2 separate regions of the Mus musculus genome follow, and region 2 is linked to region 1. A link is a loop called in an ENCODE intact Hi-C map of the cell type or tissue named here. Cell type or tissue: left cerebral cortex. All regions are shown on one strand. Links, peaks and the distances in the headings refer to the core of each region. The heading gives the core; the rest is flanking DNA. Region 1 has its middle 25 kb from the start of Tchhl1. Region 2 has its middle 5.5 kb from the start of Hrnr.

What was found. Peaks named below come from ENCODE experiments on the same cell type or tissue, not always from the same donor. Only the 100,000 strongest peaks of a DNase experiment are listed, where the experiment ranks them.
Region 2: it touches region 1 in a loop (8-fold over the local background); 5 of 42 quality-filtered maps call a loop at or near these places.

Annotation. Positions count from the first base shown.
Region 1 is chr3:93,492,649-93,495,573 of GRCm38, forward strand. No RefSeq gene overlaps it. Among named protein-coding and RNA genes, the nearest start is that of Tchhl1, 25 kb to the left of the region's middle. In left cerebral cortex, for the core only: CTCF peaks have their summits at 1,561 (motif pointing left) and 2,342 (motif pointing left); DNase peaks (open chromatin) are centred at 1,541 and 2,294.
Region 2 is chr3:93,312,760-93,315,684 of GRCm38, forward strand. No RefSeq gene overlaps it. Among named protein-coding and RNA genes, the nearest start is that of Hrnr, 5.5 kb to the right of the region's middle. In left cerebral cortex, for the core only: a CTCF peak has its summit at 1,820 (motif pointing right); a DNase peak (open chromatin) is centred at 1,834.

The DNA of each region.
Region 1 (2,925 bases), core at 278-2,777:
GAGCCAACCTGATATCATAATGAGTTTCAGGGTAGCCTGGACTGCAGAATGAAATCCTGTCACAAAAGAAGAGATAGGAGGAATGGAGAGATGGCTCAGTGCTTAAGAGGACAGACTGCTCTTCCAAAGATCCTGAGTTCAATTCTCGGCAACCACATGGTGATTCACAACCATCTGTAACGGATCTAATGCCCTCTTGTGGTGTGTCTGAAGACAGCTACAGTGTACTCATACCCATAAAATAAATAATTCTAAAAAAAAAAAAAAAAAGAAGGAATAGGAAGGGAAGGAGAAGGAAGAAGAGAAGAAGGAGGAAGAACACTAATACAATACTAACACAAATAAACTATATCTTATTTGGGCAGAAAAATTATAGAAATCATACAGCTTTAGGAAACAAAATAATTTTAAATATTGTTAGAAAATGAACATATAGGCAAGAACAGTTGGGGAAATTTTGGGAGAAATAGCTAAGAAAAGGGCTTATTCTGCTACACATTAAAAAGATCATATGGTAAAAATCTGTAGTAGACTATGGTATATAGTAACAAGAATGAAAGAGAAGTCAGTGTGGCACAGTAAAGCTGTCGGACTATGCCCATGCATAGGTGAGAACCTTGAACTCATGAAGAGATATTCGAAAATCAGGATGCAAAACTTTGGAGACGTTTGTGTGAGAAAGAAATGCAAGATGGGAGGTAGATAAAGGGGTAGAGAACTAGAGGGCAGCTGGCTTGTCTTAGTCAATGAGGAGAAAGTAATAGACAACAGAGGGTAAAAAAAAAAAAAAAAAAAAGAAGGAAATCGTGTAGGTAATGGACAAAAATGAAAGCTGAGGAGATGGGAGAATAGTGTGAACTCGGAGCATGGCGGAGTGCCCATAATGAAGGTGCTGGCAAGATCGGATTGGATGTGTGTGGAATAGGAGAGGACCTGAATGAGCCTATGGGAAACAGTCCTGTGTACTCGGCAGTGCAGACAACAAGCCTGTCGCCAAGAGATAGGACTGCAAGCTAACACACTGAACCACAACAAGAAACAAACACCAGGGAGTCAGGTCACCCTGAGACAGAAACTCACCTGGTAATATTTGACTCAACACTCACCCACTGAAAAGAGTGTCCAGTCCCAACCATTGGAAGCCCTTTTGTGTGACTATGACATCAAAGAGAGCAAATTGAACTAAACAAAGCATAAAAGTCTATTCTGTGCTTGTCATTGTAATAATCTCTAGAATGACATTAAATCCCAACTCAATAAGCATGGTTCTTACACAGCCTTCGAGTGCCACTGTTTTCTGATCTGTATTGCCTAGGTCGGTTGTGGGCATCCATTGAATAGATGTTATTACTTTTATGACATCCCTCCCTATTCATGCTTTGCAACCGTCTCCCTACTCCACACCCACCCATCCTCAGCTTCATAGAGCCTATCCTCACCAACTCAGCCAGCTTTGGATATACACAGCTGCTCTCTAAGCAGCACGCAGAAGGGACTCTAAAGTGTGCCTCAGACACAATGTTCTCATGGCTAAGGCTTGATTGCCACCTTGTGGTAACTTGGTGTAATTACCACAATCGGATCTTGCTAGCACCTTCATTATGGGCACTCCACCATGCTCTGAGTTCACACTATTCTCCCATCTCCTCAGCTTTCATTTTTGTCCATTACCTACACGATTTCCTTCATTTTTTTTTTACCCTCTGTTGTCTATTACTCTCTCCTTATCAACTAAGACAAGCCAGCTGCCCTCTAGATCTCTATGTCCCATGTGGACCTAACTCTTGAATGGAAGCTCTAACAGTGAAGATATCTTATGATCCTTCTTGGAATTCAAACGGACAGGAGACTCCCCTTCACGTGCTCATCTGCAGCTTAGACTGTAGAGGAAAGATGACTGTACAGTCTTCAGATGCAGATCTGTTGAGAATACATTCCCTTCCTTTTAAAACACTGAATTGTATGAGAACCCAAGGAGCATCTGGGAGCAGGAATTGAGCACTACATTAAATACAAGCCTCTGACTTAAAATACATATGGACTGTGAAGTGAGTGGTCAGAGGTAATGTGTGAAAAATTTTCTCTGTTCTCTTGAGCCAAAAACCCACAAAAATGCTACAAATCAAAAGGTTCAAAACTTTGTGTTCATTTTAAGAACATCCATCAAACTTTTCAGGTCGTCAAAAGCATGCATAATTTGAAAAGCTACCAACCGGGGCTGGAGAGATGGCTCAGCGGTTAAGAGCACTCACTGACTGCTCTTCCAGAGGTCCTGATTTTAATTCCCAGCAACCACATGGTGGCTCACAACCATCTGTAATGGATCTAATGCCCTCTTCTGGTGTATCTGAAGACAGCGACAATGTACTCACATATATAAAATAAATAAATCTTTGAGCAAGCGGGGCTGGAGCAAGTGAGCAGGGCAGGAAAAAATAAAATTAAATTAAATAAATAAGAAGAAAGAAAGAAAGAAAGAAAGAAAGAAAGAAAGAAAGAAAGAAAGAAAGAAAGAAAGAGAGAGAAAGAGAGAAAGAGAGAGAGAAAGAGAGAGAGAAAGAGAGAGAGAAAGAGAGAAAGAGAGAGAGAAAGAGAGAGTGAGAAAGAAAGAAAGAAAGAAAGAAAGAAAGAAAGAAAGAAAGAAAGAAAGAGAGAGAGAGAGAAAAGCTACCAACCTAAAAGATGTCACGTGAAACCTGTATGTGTGGTTCCAGTGAGACGGTGACAGAAGTAGCAAATGTGACCAGGCCAAACAGTGGTGTTGGACAAGGGGTCAGGGACCCAAAAGGGTTCTGAGTTTCTAGTGTGAATGCTTTTAAATGCATATTACAGTCACAGACAGATCTAATAAGCAAAGCACCCCTGATGTGCTACTGTACCTACAGAGCCTGTGGATGGATTGTCCTACTCACGAGACTCCCGCTC
Region 2 (2,925 bases), core at 307-2,806, 180 kb before region 1:
GAACTAACCAGTACCCCGGATCTCTGGACTCTAGCTGCATATGTATCAAAAGATGGCCTAGTCTGCCATCACTGGAAGAGAGGCCCATTGGACATGCAAACTTTATATGCCCCAGTACAGGGGAACGCCAGGGCCAAAAAGTGGGAGTGGGTGGGTAGGGGAGTGGGGGGAGGGTATGGGAGACTTTTGGGATAGCATTGGAAATGTAAATGAGGAAAATAACCTAATAAAAAGTATTTAAAAAAAAAAAAAGAAGGGTTTAAATTGAGCTATTTCCATGAGTGAGAGCAGAAGAGCTGGCCCAGCCCCTCACAGGCTATATCACTTGGGAGAGTGGGCCCCACTTAACTGGGTAGCACAGTTAAATAGGCTCTGAAGGCTTGGGTGCAGGTGAGCTGTCCTGGGGGCATGAGAATAGGAAAACGGGAGAGCTGATCCTGCCTCCTGTCAAGGATGACATTGGGTGGTCAAACTGGAGCAGTGCAGGAGAGCTTGTACTGGTGATGCAGATAAGGGAGAGCGTGTGACCTGAACAGCTCTGCTATCACCCAGGTGCACCCCTGTATCATCTGCCAACTTTTGGGAGCAGCGAAAGGGCTGATCCTGTAGATCCAAAGCTGTGGGATCTCTATAAGACAGGGCAACAAGAAGATAACCAGGAGGAGCTCCAGTGAGGATCCAGTATTGATGGCGTCACAGAAGCCAGAGGCCTCAAACCAGACCAATGACTCATTACAATGAACATTTACAAGCGAAGATGTGTGGATAGAGGGAATTTATTGCAGGACACACTGTGACATACTACAACTTCCACAATGAGATGTTTTCTATGCTTTAGGGTTTTCGCTTGTTTTGTTTGTGTATTGCAGTCTTCTTTTTTATTGGGGGGGGGTTTACAAGAGCAAAGGCAGATATGAGGGGACTGGGAGAAGAGTGAGACTACAGTTCATGACATGAAAATCACAAAGAATCAATAAAAATTGGAAAAAAAAAGCCAGATAATCACTAACTGATGATCTGATTCTGCCCATGGACCTCATGATCCATCACAGGAAAAAGCAAGAGTGCTTTAGATGAGGCTGGCTGGCTGGCTGTCTCTGACTCTCCTATCTTCCATTTGCTCTTCAACCCTTTACAAGATGATTTTCATACCTTCTTCCAGGTTTTCTTGGCTTCTCCTCCTCCATATACTTACTTACATTCCTTTGTACGTACATGCTTTTATTCCCTAAAGCTCTGTCCTCAATTATCTGCCTACGTAAATCTGTTTCCAGTCTAAGGTAAGAGGCGAAATGCACTACTTGCTCAAAGTTTTTTTTGTTTTTGTTTTTGTTTTGTTTTTTTAATTGGAAATTCTCACGCAGTTAAACTGGCTGAAAGAGGGACTCTTAACACTAAGATTCTGGTGAGCCACAGTGATATGATACTAGAAAATCTAATGTATTGTTTGGAGTGTATGGAGTATAAAATCAGCAAAGACTTACTACTTCAACTTCATATTTCACACTTATTCCCGGACAATATAAATCTTATATAATATTAACATTTAACTTATCCCACATAAGTACACTGAGGAGGAGAAATACAAACTATCTCTTAATCATAGTCTGTTAAATATTCTATCTTTCTGTGTGTGTGTCTCTGTGTGTCTATATATCTAATCTATCTACCTATCATTCATCCATCTATCTACTACCATCTATCTGTCTCATAAATACCCTCACATATAGAGCTTAAGCTAGAAAGAATTTTTTGAAACAACAGGGGAGAAAGAGACTAGAAAGAACTTTCTAGATCTCCTGTATCCATCTCTGTATCCAGTAGATGGTGCTACACTACACCTCATGGCTTCCAGACCAAGAATGGGTTTCACATTATTCTTGAGGAGCAAATTTTCACTTTGGGGAGGCAAATTTTTTTCAGCGCATAATTCTTTTATATACTTAAAAAGTTCTGAATGTGATTTGGGGTTGACTCTTTTAATTTTTCATTATTTGACAATCACACACACACACACACACACACACACACACATTTTTGTTCACAATCACTCCCTATTGCCTTCTTTCATTCCCCTCTCTTCCACTAAAATTCTTTTTTCTACTTTTTCCCACTAAGCCCTGTCTTGTTTTGATGTCATTTTAACACCTACTGACTTTAATTGTGGTTTGATGTATACTTGTGTGAGCATGAATTGGAGGTTATTTATTAGAAAATGAGCAACTTCTCAATGGCTATATTATTGGAAAAACTGGTGTGAACATACATGTCAACACACAGTAACTTCACATAGTCCTTCAGTGAGGTGTGAACCTTGATGAACCTTTACTCCATAGAAGGTAAAATGGTGACAGGCCCAATTGTACTTGTAACCAGACACAGCTGCAGTGAGTTCATGACTGGAATGCCTACATCATGTCCAGAAGACACAATTTCATCCCCAAACTCTGTCTCTTACCTTCTATCTGTCTGGGTAGCAAAGTTCTTTGGATGAAACATTCTACTCCCCAAGAACTATCTCCAAAACCTGACCTTTTCTAAAACAGCTGTCTGCTCGACACTTCCTAAGAATTTGAAGATCTGTGTTTGAATCTTGCATCATTTAATAGCCACTTTGAAGTTAGTCACATCATTTAATGAAATGCTATAAATCGGTACACAATGCACTTTGCTTTTGCAGATAGGATAAAATAATGTCTTTTCTCCTCTCAACATATAATGAGCAATAAAAGAACAGATCCTGGTACATATCTTCAAACCCTTTTCTTATTCAAGGTTTGGTAGCAAATTCCCATAACACCAACATTCAGGAAGGAAAAGCAAGAGAACAGAGATTCAAGGCCAGCCTGGGATATATATATATAACAAGTTCTAGAATAGTCAGGGTTAAAGGAGGGAAGCATCTTTTCTCTTGAAGCCAATTAT